Linked DNA regions of Homo sapiens: region 1 is linked to region 2. Evidence: chromatin contacts called from ENCODE Hi-C or POLR2A ChIA-PET data. All regions are on one chromosome and are shown on one strand. Each heading gives the region's core, a stretch centred on a gene start or an enhancer-like site at or near the end of the contact. The rest is flanking DNA. Distances are from core to core; before and after follow the strand shown.

Region 1 (6,724 bases), core at 280-2,779, 3.1 Mb before region 2:
ATATTTGTATAAAAACATGACCATAGATCTTGACAAATATGCTTTTCCTGACAGTAGCAGACCTGGCTAGGAGTTTCTGATAATGTGGCATTTAATCGATGTGCTAACTTTAGTCAAAGAGACTGATGTTTCCCAAGAAAGCCTTAGTACTTTCAATAGAGTAATTAACAGTGGAAGAATCCTGGAGAAGACTGACATTGTAGAAAATCTGCCAAGGTGTCAAAATCAGAATGAAGATGGCTCACCTCTACCAAGTTCATTTAATGTAACAATGTTCTAACACATTCGAAAGGGCTGTAACGAAGTGAAATAGTCAACGCTAAAAAAAGAAAAGGAACTGAAACTCACAATAGCCATCCCCTGGAAATAGATTTCAAAGATTCACCATCAAACCAACCTGTGTTTTTAAACTCGTCCTTTAATGGTTCAGAGTTTATCTTCCTTAGCAAAAACATTAGCACGAAAACTGCCAAAGAAATTATTAAGCTCAGTCCCAAACAGGTCCAGAGAATCGCATTCGTTCCTTTCACTGAATTGGTCACACCTTTATGAAAAGAACATCAGACAGATAATGAGCTGATAACATAATATTCACATACTTTATTGTTATTATTTATTTATTTATTTTGAGACAAAGTCTTGCTCTGTTGCCCAGGCTAGAGTGCAGTGGCGCGATCTCGGCTCACTGCAACCTCCACCTCCCAAGTTCAAACAATTCTCCTGCCTCAGCCTCCCGAGTAGCTGGGATTACAGACCTGTGCCACCATGCCCAGCTAATTTTTTGTATTTTTAGTAGAGACAGGGTTTCACCAGGTTGGCCAGGCTGGCCTCAAACTGCCGACCTCAGGTGATTCACCCACCTCGGCCTCCCAAAGTGCTGGGATTACAGGTGTGAGCCATCCACCGCACCCGGCTGTCATACTTGATTATTTTGCTAAAATAATGAATTATGGATTGTTTTGATAGCAAAATAATCAAGTATGGATTATTTCCATTCAATCACCTTAATTAATGAACATTGACTTTTAAATTCTAAATATCACTTAATTAGAAGAGCTGATTTTTAAAAAAAATCTATGTTGCTAATAGTGCTGAATCATATCAAGTTCAGTTCCAAATAATTACTTTGTTTCCATAAACATTAAAATCACTGCCTTGCTTCCTTTCTCTTTTTGATTCAAGAAAACTCACCATCATGCCCATTATGTTGATTCTCTGAATAAGCAGTCCATATAGACAGAATAGTTCACACCAATGAATAATCGTTCAAGCAATATTACTTACTTGCATTACAATAACGCTGACATGTTAGAGGAGGAGTATTAGAAGAACATCGAAGTTGACAAGGTATGCAAGCATGCAACAAACTGTCAAAATATTCATTTTGGGAGCACTGCCCAGCCATCTGCAACATGATCACAAAAAGAAAACAAGGGAGCTACAGAAAGAACAGCCTGGAAGGACAAGTAATATCTCTACAAGAATTCCAGAGCAAATGCAGCAAGAGCAGCTAGAATGTTGAGAACAATGAACTTCGCCTGCTTCGTGGGTTCTTACGGGGGCTGTCTGTGTCTTCGCGGCAGCTAAGGATTTGAATACCACATCTAATTCAAGTTTCTAAGTTTGAGTCTTGGATGGGGTAAGAGACAGGGTGTAAATATCAGGGCATATCACATCTGAAACAGAAACTGCTTATTTATAGAAGAAATTTCTCAGCCAGGTGACAGTTGCAAGATGCAGACAAGCCCACAGCATCAAGCCGAATGTTCAGTAACAGTTTCTGGAACATCTGTTAATAAGCTGTACTCTGTGAGAGGTGCCAGGGAGATAGACAAGACAAGGTCTGTGCTGTGCCCCTTAAGATCTTAACATTGAGGCCAGCTGCAGGGGTTCACACCTGTAATCCCAGGACTTTGGGAGTCAAAAGGCAAAAGGATTGCTTGAGCCCAGGAGTTCAAAATCAGCCTGGGCAACATGGCGAAACCCTGACTTTACAAAAACATTTTAAAAAGTAGTCTGGTGTAAGCTGGGCGCCGTGGCGCTCTCCTGTAATCCCAGCACTTTGGGAGGCCGAGGCAGGTGGATCACTTGAGGTCAGGAGTTCCAGAACAGCCTGGCCAACATGGTGAAACCCCGTCTCTACTAAAAATACAAAAATTAGTCAGGCATGGTGGCAGGCACCTATGATCCCAGCTACTCAGGAGGCTGAGGCAGGGAGACGTGCTTGAACCCAGGAGGCGGAGTTTGCAGTAAGCCAAGATCAGGCCACTGCGCTCCAGCCTGGGTGACAAAGCAAGACTCTATCTCAAAAAAAAAAAAAATTCTACAGGAAGATCAGAGGTGATGCACTAAGGAAGACGCACAATGCCACTGACAGAAAAAGAGACATTTAGGGTAAGAGCTCGTGGAAAGAGGGCTGAGAGGAAGATAGGTTTGGGGTATTATAATAATAATACAATAATCTATGTTCCATTGTTGAAAATTTAGAAATACAGATGAGCAGATAAAACCATTTTAAAAATCCACAGTCCAAGCATCCAGAAGTCATCACCGCTAACACCTGGTGTATCCCAGAAGTTGCAAACAGACCTGCCGATGCGATGTCTTTTGTTTCACCGATCCCTGAATTCTAGATAGATACATTTATATAGTGCATTTTTCTGTTTACATAAATGGATCACTTGAATTTGCCTTTTTTTTTTTTTTTGACAGAGTCTCACTCTGTCTCCCAGGCTGAGTGCAGTGACACAATCACAGCTCACTGCAGCCTCCACCTCCTGGGTTCAGGTGATCTGCCCACCTCAGCCTTCCAAGTAGCTGGGACTACAGACATGCGCCAGCACGCCTGGTAAGTTTTGTATTTTTTGTAGAGATGGGTTTTTGCCGTGTTGCCCAGGTTGCTCTCAAACACTTGGGGTCAAGTGATCCACCCACCTCGGCCTCCCAAAGCGCTGGGATTACAGGTGTGAGCCACTAAGCCCAGCTTGAATTTGCTTTTAACCATACTGAGTGAAATACCCATATAGAGACGTCCAGATGTTTGTCAAAAATGCAGGACTCAATTAAAATTTGAGGAAATGGCAAACTCCTAATTCAGTATAGTGATTATCTCTGAGGTAAGTGGTGGGGAAGAAGGGGAGCACAAAAAAGGCTTCACCTGTGTTTATTATATTTTCTTTATTAAGCTGAGTGGTGGATACATTGATATTTGTTGTTTTCCTTTTGTTGTATTTTTCTTATTCTTTACACTTTCTTAAGGCCCAAGGAGTGTGCCAAGGAAACCTGCCATCCCTTCTACTTTATTTCATCCTCCAAGCACCCCAACCTTTAAAAACTTATTCTTTTTTTTTTTTTTTTTGAGCTGGAGTTTCACTGTTATTGCCCAGGCTGGAGTGCAATGGCGCGATCTCGGCTCACTGCAACCTCCACCTCCCAGGTTCAAGCGATTCTCTGGCCTCAGCCTCCTGAGTAGCTGGGATGACAGGTGCATGCCACCACGCCTGGCTAGTTTTTGTATTTTTGGTAGAGACGGGGTTTCACCGTGTTGGTCAGGCTGGTTTCGAACTCCTGACCTCAGGTGACCCACCGGCCTTGGCCTCTCAAACTGCTGGGATTACAGGCATGAGCCACCTAGCCTGGATGATTTTTTATTTATTTGTTTGTTTGTTTGTTTGTTTGTTTTGAGATGGAGTCTCCCTCTGTTGCCAGGCTGGGGTACAGTAGTGCGATCTGCAACCTCTGCCTCCCGGGTTCAAGTGATTCTCCTGCCTCAGCTTCCGGAATAGCTGGGATTACAGGCATGCGCCATCATGCCCAGCAAATATTTGTATTTTTAGTACAGACAGGATTTCACCATATTGGGCAGAATGGTCTCAGTCTCCTGACCTCGTGATCCACCTGCCTTGGCCTCCCAAAGTGCTGAGATTACAGGTGTGAGCCACCGCGCCCAGCCACTGATAATTCTTGTTTTTAAAATTCATATTATTAAAAAATAAGTATTCAAACAGTGCCAAAGATTTTTCAATGAAAAGTAAGTCTTTTTCCTACCCTGGATTTCCTCTCTCTTGCCAGAGGCAGTAATTACTGTCAGTCTTCCTCTTTTTTTTTGGTTTTTTTTTTTTTTTTTTGAGACAGAATCTTGCTCTGTCACCCAGGCTGGAGTGCAGGGGCGCTATCTCAGCTCACTGCAAGCTCCGACTCCCAGGTTCATGCCATTCTCCTGCCTCAGCCTCCAGAGTAGCTGGGACTACAGGCACCCACCACCATGTCTGGCTAATTTTGTTTTTGTATTTTTAGTAGAGATGGGGTTTCACCATCTTAGCCAGGATGGTCTCGATCTCCTGACCTCATGATCCGGGATTACAGGCATGCGCCACCATGCCCAGCTAATATTTGTATTTTTAGTAGAGACAGGGTTTCACCATGTTGGGCAGAATGGTCTCAATCCCCTCACCTCGTGATCGACCCGCCTCGGCCTCCCAAAGTGCTGGGATTACAGGTGCAAGCCACCGCACCCAGCCTTTTTTTTTTTTTTTTTTTTTAAGACAGGGTGTTGCTCTATTGCCCAGGCTGGAGTGCAGTGGCACCATCAGGGCTCACTGCAGCCTCCACCTTCTGGGCTTAAGCGATCCTCCCACCTCAGCCTCCTGAGTAGCTAGGACTACGCACATGCCACCATGCCCAGCTAATTTTTGTATTTTTTGTAGAGATGAGATTTCATCATGTTGCCCAGGCTGGTCTTGAACTCCTGGGCTCAAGTGATCTTCCTGCCTCAGCCTCCCAAAGTACTGAGATTACATGTGTAAGCCACAGTGCCCAGCCACTGTCAGTCTTCTGTCTTTCCAAATAGAGCCTCTGTTTATGTCTGTCTATTCAGACCCTACCTATTTTATTTGTATCCACCCAGGAGGCAGATAGAGCATATTATACAACTGCTCATACCTTTTTTTTTTTTTTTTTTAAACAGGGTCTCACTCTGTCACCCAGGCTGGAGTGTGGTGGCAAAATTTCAGCTCACTGCAACCTCCGTCTCCCAGGTTCAAGCCATTCTCTTGCCTCAGCCTCCCTAGTAGCTGGGATTACAGGTGCGTGCCTCCAGGCCTGGCTAATTTTTGTATTTTTAGTAGAGACGGGGTTTCAGTATGTTGGCCAGGCTGGTCTCGAACTCCTGACCTCAAGTGATTCGCCCGCCTCGGCCTCCCAAAGTGCTAGGATTATAGGCGTGAGCCACTGCGCCTGGCCTCTTTTTGTATTTTTAAAGTAGTCCATAATAAATGCTAAAATCATGAAAATAAAATGCAGAAATTTAAAAAAATACTTTTTTTTTTAAATGCAGGACTTGAGCCTAGGAAAGATTTTGAACTTAGATATTGATCAAAACGTCAAATTCCTCTGGGGTCCAGGTGGTGAGGTAAGTGGGAGAGGCTGCCTAGGCAGGACAGGGAGAAGCTGAAGCAGCTGGCCCAGGAGGCTCCACTCCCTCAGCCTCTGCCAGATTGCTGACCTTTGGAAGACAGGCAAAGGAGACAGGACAAACATGATTAGAGAAATAGGGAGAGAACAAAAATTATCTCCCAGGCTGGGTGCAGTGGCTCACACCTGTAATCCCAGCACTTTGGGAGGCTGAAGCAGGTGGATCACCTGAAGTCAGGAGTTTGAGGCCAATCTGGCCAACATGGTGAAACCCAGTCTCTACTAAAAATACAAAAATTAGCCAAGCGTGGTGGCGTGCATAATCCCAGCTACTTGGGAGGCTGAGGCAGGAGGATCGTTTGAACCTGGGAGGCAGAGGTTGCAGTGAGCCAAGATTGCGCCACTGCACTGCAGTCTGGGCTACGGAGTGAGACCGTGTCTCAAAAAAAAAAAAGAAAAGAAAGAAAAAAAAATCTCCCATAACAGTCAAGCAAGGAGAGATTTTAGCCTGAGTTAGGGAGTGGAGTCAAATTCTACAGGAAGATCAGGGGCGATGCACTAAAGAAGCAGGTCATTGATGGCCTTTGAGTGTGTCCCTGATGCAAGCCAGATGGTAGATATTTAAGGAGTGGTGAGGAAGAGGAGGCAGCCAATAGGAGCCATGCCTGAGGCCAGGCGCCATGGCTCATGCCTGTAATCCCAGCACTTTGGGAGGCTGAGGAGGGCGGATAACCTGAGGTCAGGAGTTTGAGACCAGCCTGGCCAACATGGTGAAACCCCGTCTCCACCAAAAATACAAAAAATTAGCCGGGCATGGTGGCGCACACCTGTAATCCTAGCTACGTGGGAGCCTGAGGCAGGGCAATTGCTTGAACCTGGGAGGCAGAGGTTGCAGTGAGCTGAGATCATGCCACTGCACACTCCAGCGTGGGCGACAGAGGGAGACTCTGTCTCAAAAAAAAAAAAAAAAAAAGGGAACCATACCTGGGAAGCCAGAAGCCAGGGGAAGAAAGCTTTGCTAACTCTTTGGAAAGAAAACACTATTGTGTCTGACAGATATACTTGCTCAGGTACTTAAAATCTCAGGTACAATGTAGTTTACTGTGACATCACATCTATTCATAAGAGCCTAGAGCAACAGAACTGTTCGTCACTGGGAGCCTCACAATGGAAGACTATGGCCATCAGAAAGAATGAGACAGATGTGGTCTCATATGAAAGATAAATCACTAAGTGAAAAACACAAAGTACAGACTGGGCACGGTGGCTCACACCTGTAATGCCAGCATTTTGGTAGGCTGAGGTAGAAGGA
Region 2 (7,658 bases), core at 2,655-5,154:
GAAAACGCCACTATCAGCTGAATGTGAATTCCTTGTGGGAAAGGTTTATGCAACTTTCGGAGGCCCAGTCTGTACATCTCTGTGCCCAAATGTGGCCATTTCCACTTTGTCCAGCAGAGCCCTTTAATCTTATGCTTCAAGGGGACCCCCTCTCCGTGCCTTGCCTCCGGTCTCTGTTTCTGATATTTCAGATCCTCTTTAAAAAAAAAAAAAAAAAAAAAAGCTGGGCATGGTGGCTCACACCTATAATCCCAGCACTTCGGGAGGCCGAGGCGGGCGGATCACGAGGTCAGGAGTTCGAGACCATCCTGGCTAACCAACATGGTGAAACCCCGTCTCTACTAAAAATGCAAAAATCAGCCCAGTGTGGTGGCACGCACCTGTAGTCCCAACTACTCGGGAGGCTGAGGTGGGAGAATTGCTTGAACCCGGGAGGCGGAGGTTGCAGTGAGCTGAGACCATGCTGTTGCACTCCAGCCTGGGCGACAGATTGAGACTGTCTCAAAAAAAAAAAAAAAAACATATCGTGGTAACTTTATTTCTTTCTAGAAAACCATTTTATTTTTATGTGAATATATATACTTCATTTTGCCCTATTTTTTTTTCCTCTCTGTTCAGGCTGCTAGAAATTGTAAGCTACAAAATCATTGGTGTTCATCAAGAAGATGAACTATTAGAATGTTTATCTCCTGCAACGAGCCGGACGTTTCGAATAGAGGTATCTGTCCCCGATACTGTTGGCACCAGAGAGAATTCATGAGCCCCATCTGCTGCATATTTAAATATCACAGCAAGTTGTACAAGTAGCTTGATTTGTGTTTTTATACCAGTAATCGAGGTATATGATTCCATGAGTGGACCTACAGTGTTTTTGCACAGAAATTAGTCCTCAGTTTGGGTTACCAACCCAATCCAGACAGAAACTGTGGATCACTTGAATTTAGAGCTGTTGACATTTCCACAGGAACTGGGATAATACAGTATTTGGCCTCTTAAAATTCAGTTTTTTGGGGGAGGGGGAAGAAACTTGGATATCTTCTGGCTGAGACTCCCATGAGTGCCCATCACTCTGGCTGGATCCAGGTGTGGCGTTTTTTTAGCAAAAATAGGCTTTACCCTCCGGGTTAGAGTAGTGTGAGAATTGAGATGTGGACACTTTGACCACATCACTTGCACTTACAGAACTGTGTCTGTTGTCCGTGTCCCCAGGAAATCCCTTTGGACCAGGTGGACATAGACAAAGAGAATGAGATGCTTGTCACAGTGGCGCATTTCCACAAAGAGGTCTTCGGAACGTTCGGAATCCCGTTTTTGCTGAGGATACACCAGGTATGCTGTTGTGGTTGGCCGAGTGGCTCACGTCAAAACCTGGAGCCTTTGAGTGGCCGCTGTTGCCGAATCTGCGCTCCTGCTGGGGTTAGGCGTTGGTTTTGGCGGCTGCCACGTGACGTGGCCTGGGGGTGCTGGGAGTGACTGTGTGAGCACATGTCCTTTGCCATTCTAGGGCGAGCATTTTCGAGAAGTGATGAAGCGAATCCAGAGCCTGCTGGACATCCAGGAGAAGGAGTTTGAGAAGGTGTGCAGCTGGGGCCTCCTGGGGGCTTGGCGGGCCATAGGCTCAAGCCTTGCCTAGCGTAGCGGCCTAGGCTTTTTTGCCAGAGATGTGAGTTTTGCTGATATACAGAAATAACGGAGGAGTTTTAATTTTTTTTCTTTTAGTTTAAATTTGCAATTGTAATGATGGGCCGACACCAGTACATAAATGAAGACGAGTATGAAGTAAATTTGAAAGACTTTGAGCCACAGCCCGGTAAGGGTTCTCCCCCCCCCGGGGGCTGGTGTGGGTTTCAGACTAAGAAACAAGTGGTCTGGGGCTGGGAGGGGCAGCCCCAGGGTCAAGTGCCAGCTCCTCTCTCTCCACTGGCCGACCTGTGGAACCAGGAGCAATAGCATTCCATAACCTACGAGTTCTTAACAGGTCCTTACATCCTTTGTAACCTGTGAGATCTTCAAGGAGAGAAGCTTGGATATGTGTGCAGGGTGATTGAGACTCAGGGTTGTGAGGGCAGTGGCTCTGAGGCGCAGTCAGGGTGTGGGCCTCCTTAGCTCCAGGTGGGCGTGTAGCTCAGGTCCTGGCTTCCCTGCGAACTTACCCCTTGGGGAGCCACAGGGATGCATGCCTCACTGGCCACCACCCCGCTGAGGGGTTCCAGGGCTGCTCTGTGGCCTCACTTGCTTTTCTTCATCCCCACCAGGTAATATGTCTCATCCTCGGCCTTGGCTAGGGCTCGACCACTTCAACAAAGCCCCAAAGAGGAGTCGCTACACTTACCTTGAAAAGGCCATTAAAATCCATAACTGATTTCCAAGCTGGTGTGTTCAAGGCGAGGACGGTGTGTGGGTGGCCCCTTAACAGCCTAGAACTTTGGTGCACGTGCCCTCTAGCCGAAGTCTTCAGCAAGAGGATTCGCTGCTGGTGTTAATTTTATTTTATTGAGGCTGTTCAGTTTGGCTTCTCTGTATCTATTGACTGCCCTTTTTGAGCAAAATGAAGATGTTTTTATAAAGCTTGGATGCCAATGAGAGTTATTTTATGGTAACCACAGTGCAAGGCAACTGTCAGCGCAATGGGGGAGAAGAGGTTAGTGGATCGGGGGTCCCTGGCTCAAGGTCTCTGGGCTGTCCCTAGTGGGCACGAGTGGCTCGGCTGCCTTCCTGGGGTCCCGTGCACCAGCCCTGCAGCTAGCAAGTCTTGTGTTTAGGCTCGTCTGACCTATTTCCTTCAGTTATACTTTCAATGACCTTTTGTGCATCTGTTAAGGCAAAACAGAGAAACTCACAACCTAATAAATAGCGCTCTTCCCTTCATTGTGTGCATTGTCGGCCCTTCCTCGGGTTCTCCTCCTCCAGCTGCCTGGGGGCTTTTTAATAAACTTGTCTCACCTCGTCAGCCACTACTGTCTGCAGCCCCTTTGCAAAGTGGATGCACTGAATACAGTCCGGACAGACATTGTGGGGGTCTTTTTATTAAATCAAGAACATTGTTAAATTCAATTAAGGTTTACTCTGCTGCCTTGGCAGACTTACGATCTCAACAGTTCATACGAGCAGGTGAAAGGATTATAAATAGAATTTCGTTAAAGTGGAACAGACGACAAGAAAGCCTTTTAGCAAGAGGGCATGCTCACTAGTGGTTAGTAAGCTGTCGACTTTGTAAAAAAGTTAAAAATGAAAAAAAAAGGAAAAATGAATTGTATATTTAATGAATGAACATGTACAATTTGCCACTGGGAGGAGGTTCCTTTTTGTTGGGTGAGTCTGCAAGTGAATTTCACTGATGTTGATATTCATTGTGTGTAGTTTTATTTCGGTCCCAGCCCCGTTTCCTTTTATTTTGGAGCTAATGCCAGCTGCGTGTCTAGTTTTGAGTGCAGTAAAATAGAATCAGCAAATCACTCTTATTTTTCATCCTTTTCCGGTATTTTTTGGGTTGTTTCTGTGGGAGCAGTGTACACCAACTCTTCCTGTATATTGCCTTTTTGCTGGAAAATGTTGTATGTTGAATAAAATTTTCTATAAAAATTATAATTCAGTGAGTTACGTGGAAGTGGAGGAAGATTTCTACTCTCCCTGGAAACAGGCCTGGGAAACCTTGGCATTTGTAACAAGGTTTCACTGAGATGTACTTTTCCTTCTAATTCCGTTTTGCGGGGGCAGGGTCTCTTGTTTCTTTTTTTTTTTTTTTTTTTTTTTAGCCTCTAACTAGTCACATTTACTCTTAAGAAATGAAAGGTTTTCCAGGAGAGAACTGTGTACAAATAAGGTGACTGGAGATGTGACCTGATGTGTCACGAGGCCCTTCGGGGCGGCAGGCGCTATCGTGGGCGTGGTCCTTGCACCGTCCCATCGGCCTTGCCTTCCAGCTCCGTGGCACGGTTTCCTGGTCTTTGGGCCAGTGTGTACCTTGGAGTGACTTCCTTTCTCAACTTCCACTGCAGTGTGTGTGCCTTCTGCTCTGAGAGCTGCCTTGTGACCCGTGTGATAGAAAGCAGGGAGTGAGGGTCCCCGCGGACCTGGCCCTTCCCTCCTTCCTCCCCCAGAAAGAGGAGTTAGAGCAGGGGTGCGAGAGCCGTTCGCTGTGGGTTTGTCTTTGAACAAACATTAAGGTGTCTTGTTTTTGTTCTGGGCTGGGGGTTGGCTGTAGTCTTAGGTAACTGAAAGTTCCTACTCTCCCTTAAGGTATTAAATGACTCTTTTTCCAAAGAACGTGTTGTAATGTTTCCGTCATCTGCCGCGTTCCCTTTTCCACTCACTCGCAGTTACAGTGTCAGGAGTTTGAGTTTGTTAAACTGGTTCTGGGGAGACAAGCTGAAATTTTAAAGAAAGAAAAATGAACTCCCCTTCTCCGGCCTCACTGTAACCCCTGGGACTATTGTGTCCTCTCCCTCTGTGGGGTGTGGATGCCATCTGTTGACAGCATTCGGAGTCTTCACAGCGGGGAGCCCTGAAAACCACTGCGTGACAGCAAGGGCCTGCGGTCACAGTGGCCCTTCCCACGCCCTCACACACAAGAGCAGCGAGCTGAAGCAGTCTTGTTTCAAAATGAGAAGAGCAGCCAGGCGCGGTGGCTCGTGCTGTGAGCAAAGCCCAAGGGAGACACTATGGGACCTGGCAGAGTCCCCTGCAACGTGGGTGCCTTGACAGGGCGAGAAGCCACGTCTAGACACCATCGCTTCCTGATGGAGGCCCTGACCCAGCTTCTCTTTCACCAGACGGCAAGGACATTTGGCGTCATACATAACATCACTCATTTGCTGTGAGGCAAATGTTTATGGTGCCAGGGATGGAAATTGTGAGTAGTTTAAAGTCTTAACTCTGAAACCACCTTCACAGTTAAAGCAAATGCGATAAAACCTATAGCACCTGGGCCGGATGCGGTGGCTCACACCTGTAATCCCAGCACTTTGGGAGGCTTGAGATCGGTGGATCACTTGAGGTCAGGAGTTCAAGACCAGCTTGGCCAGCATGGTGAAACCTTGTCTCTACTGAAAACGCAAAAATTAGCCGGGCATGGTGGTAGACACCTGCAGTCCCAGCTGCTCGGGAGGCTGAGGCCAGAGAATCACTTGAACCCAGGAGGCAGAGGTTGCAGTGAGCTGAGATCGTGCCACTGCACTCCAGCCTGGGTGACAGCGTGAGGGAGACTCCGTCTCAAAGCCATAGCACCTGAAGGTTCCTTGAATTACTAAGGTGAGGTGTGTAAGTAAGACATCTCTCTTGTGGTTTGGGCTTAGGCTAGGGTCAGAGTTGGTAAACTTTCTGTAAAAGGCCAGAGTAGGTATTGTGTGATGGTCTCTGTTGGGACTCTCAGCTCTGCCAACATAGCATGAACGCAGCCACAGACAACAATTGAGTGGCGAGGCTGTCCCCACAAAGCTTTGTTTTTAAAAACCCCTTTTGTAGGTTTACCAACCCTGGATTGCAGGGAAATGATCTGTCTTCATGGCTTGCTATAAGGGCCTCTTGGGCCAAGAGAGCTTCAGATTAGATAGCCGAGTCACTACCTCCTAGTGGTGTAGGTAGGTCCCCTGGGGAGGAGGGGAGTCAAGATAACAACCAGACCTTGCCAACCCCATTGGACTACATCCCTAAGACTTTTGTGTGAGGGAGTAATGGGTAGTGTTTCCGGCCAGCCTTGCTACCACCCTGTCCTCACCCAGTCGTGTTCATCAGAACTTTGTCGCGGTGGAGCTTCTGGCCACCTGTGGCTATAAAGCACTTGAAATGTGGCTTAAGTGGCAGAGGGGGTTGAATTTTAATTTTATTCTAATTTGCACATGTGGCTGATGTCTTCCTTACTGGGTATGCAGTTCTAACAAAACATTCCCCACCTCGGGAGTTACAGTGACTAACTCGAGGGCTGTTGAGTGCTGCGTGAAGCACAGGCGTTGGAGTGGGCGTTCTTTATGGCCTACTCCCTAAAGCCTTCGGGACATTGGTTTTCTGCGTGAGAACAGTTAAGGACAGACTTCCCCATCCCTGCGTCTTGGCTTTGGGGGAGATGGGTGCCTGTGCATCTTCTGCTGACTTACGTTTCGCAGCCTTTAACTGAGTGAGGCCTGGGAGCTGGAGGCCATGAATGGTCTGTGAGCAAAACTGCAGGTTCCAAAGGGAGGCCCCCTCCCATCAGCTCCAAGGGGTCACTGACCCCCTACATGCTGCCACCTGTCAATGACTGGATCTGGGGGTTCACAGCACAGTGCCTGCACAGCACGTGGACAACTTGGGAGAGGGAAGAAGTTACGGATTCAGACCACCCTTGAAGTCCAGTGCCCAGGAGTAAGAGACTGGCACCTCCTGTCCTTCCCCACCCGTACTCAGCATCACTCAGCCCTTTGAAGCTCATTGCTGCAAAGCTGGTTTTGCAGCGAGGAGGCAGAGAAAGGTGGTTAAGGCCAGCCCCTCCCTGGTGGTGAGGGTTAGTCCAGGAGCTGCTCAAGGTTCCCAGCTTGGCCTTGATGGCCCCTCCACGCCTTTATCCCACAGGGCGTGGCTCGAGGCCACGTGCACCTGGCGCATCTTTCTGCCCTGGCTGAGCTGAGAACTCCAGTAGGGAAATGGTATGGGTGGCATTGTGAGGAAGGCCACCAGCCACCAGCGAACTCTGCCCACGAGCTGGTGCCAGTGCCACACCTGCCCATTGGGCTCCTGTGAGAAGGTGGGGTGGGGGCTGTTCTGACTCTTGCCTCCGGCTAATTAGGAGGGACAGTAGCAAGAAACCCTTTGTGATAACCATTGTGCACAGTGAGCCAGCCCTGAGAGGTCAGCAGCGAGGCGTCTGGTGGCCCAAAGTAGGCCAGAACCCTGAGCCATGGGGGCTTGAGCCTTGCTCAGTGTGGAGCAGGCATTCAGACCCCCACTGGCTGCCCGCCTCACCTCCCTGTTCCAGGTAGCCCTAGCTCAGCCCTCCATGCGGGGTAGGATGGGGGCTGTCCCCAGTTTCAAATGAGGGTTCAGCAACTTGCCAAGCTCATCTGCCAGTGGTGGGCCGCCCCTCTGACAGGCCCCGAAGCTGGGGAAGAGGCCGGCCCTGGGCGTGGAAAGGGGTCAGGGAAAGGGGTGCAGGAGAAGGAAGCCCCGGCCCTGCCGTAGCCTGGCCCTGCGGCAAGGTCTTGGCATAGGAGAACCTGAGGCTTCCCTGGGACAAAGCCTCAGACACATGAACACCGAGAGGCTTAGAACAGTGGCTCAGGTCCTGTTGTCTAAGGCAGTGACTGCAGACACCCCGAGGCTTGGGTCTGGGGGTATTCCAGGGGACTGGGCCAAGGGACAGATGAAGTCCCGCCCCACTTGGCAGCCTCTCAAGACCCCAGTTCCTCTGCACCTACACCTTCAGACAGCGGAACTTGAGAAGCCTCGACTTTTTTTTTTTTTTTAATGTGTATTTTTGTTTGTCTTAGTTTTTTGAGATAGGGTCTCACCCCATCTCCAAGGCTGGAGTGCAGTTGTGCAGTCATGGCTCATTGCACCTTTGACCTCTTGGGCCCAAGCGATCTATCTGCCCCAGCCTCCCAACTGTCTGGCAGCACAGGTGTTACCACCATGCCCGGCTAATTTTTTAATTTTTTGTAGAGATAGGGTCTCCGTAGGTTGCCCAG

The links. A loop is a pair of places that touch in the nucleus more often than their neighbours do. ChIA-PET counts read pairs that join two places held with the same protein, here RNA polymerase II (POLR2A). Pooled maps may share reads with other maps.
Region 1: a loop to region 2 is called in a map with no recorded cell type, with 12 times the contacts of the local background. The contact joins the promoter of TNFRSF17 here to the enhancer-like site in region 2. A Hi-C loop is called at or near these places in 1 of 37 single-sample maps with no recorded cell type and 2 of 50 pooled maps. POLR2A ChIA-PET finds 5 or more read pairs at or near these places in 1 of 52 experiments (activated CD4-positive, alpha-beta T cell).

The regions. Positions count from the first base shown.
Region 1 is chr16:11,960,015-11,966,738 of GRCh38, reverse strand. It overlaps TNFRSF17 (TNF receptor superfamily member 17), which reads right to left and starts at 1,529. Exons shown (of 3, transcript NM_001192.3): 1 at 1,285-1,529; 2 at 398-544. The coding sequence starts at 1,414. It also overlaps a transcript of NPIPB2 not described here. RefSeq lists enhancers at 1,302-1,741, 1,862-1,981 and a silencer at 3,493-3,662.
Region 2 is chr16:8,888,702-8,896,359 of GRCh38, reverse strand. It overlaps USP7 (ubiquitin specific peptidase 7), which reads left to right. Exons shown (of 31, transcript NM_003470.3): 27 at 619-718; 28 at 1,210-1,329; 29 at 1,505-1,576; 30 at 1,720-1,810; 31 at 2,256-4,263. The coding sequence ends at 2,362. Among named protein-coding and RNA genes, the nearest start is that of LITAFD, 10 kb to the right of the region's middle. RefSeq lists enhancers at 3,973-4,202, 4,253-4,312, 4,383-4,532, 4,593-4,862, 7,602-7,658. Within about 2 kb of position 3,904, at least 11 of the 41 ENCODE cell types and tissues checked have a DNase peak (open chromatin) inside an H3K27ac peak, as active enhancers do.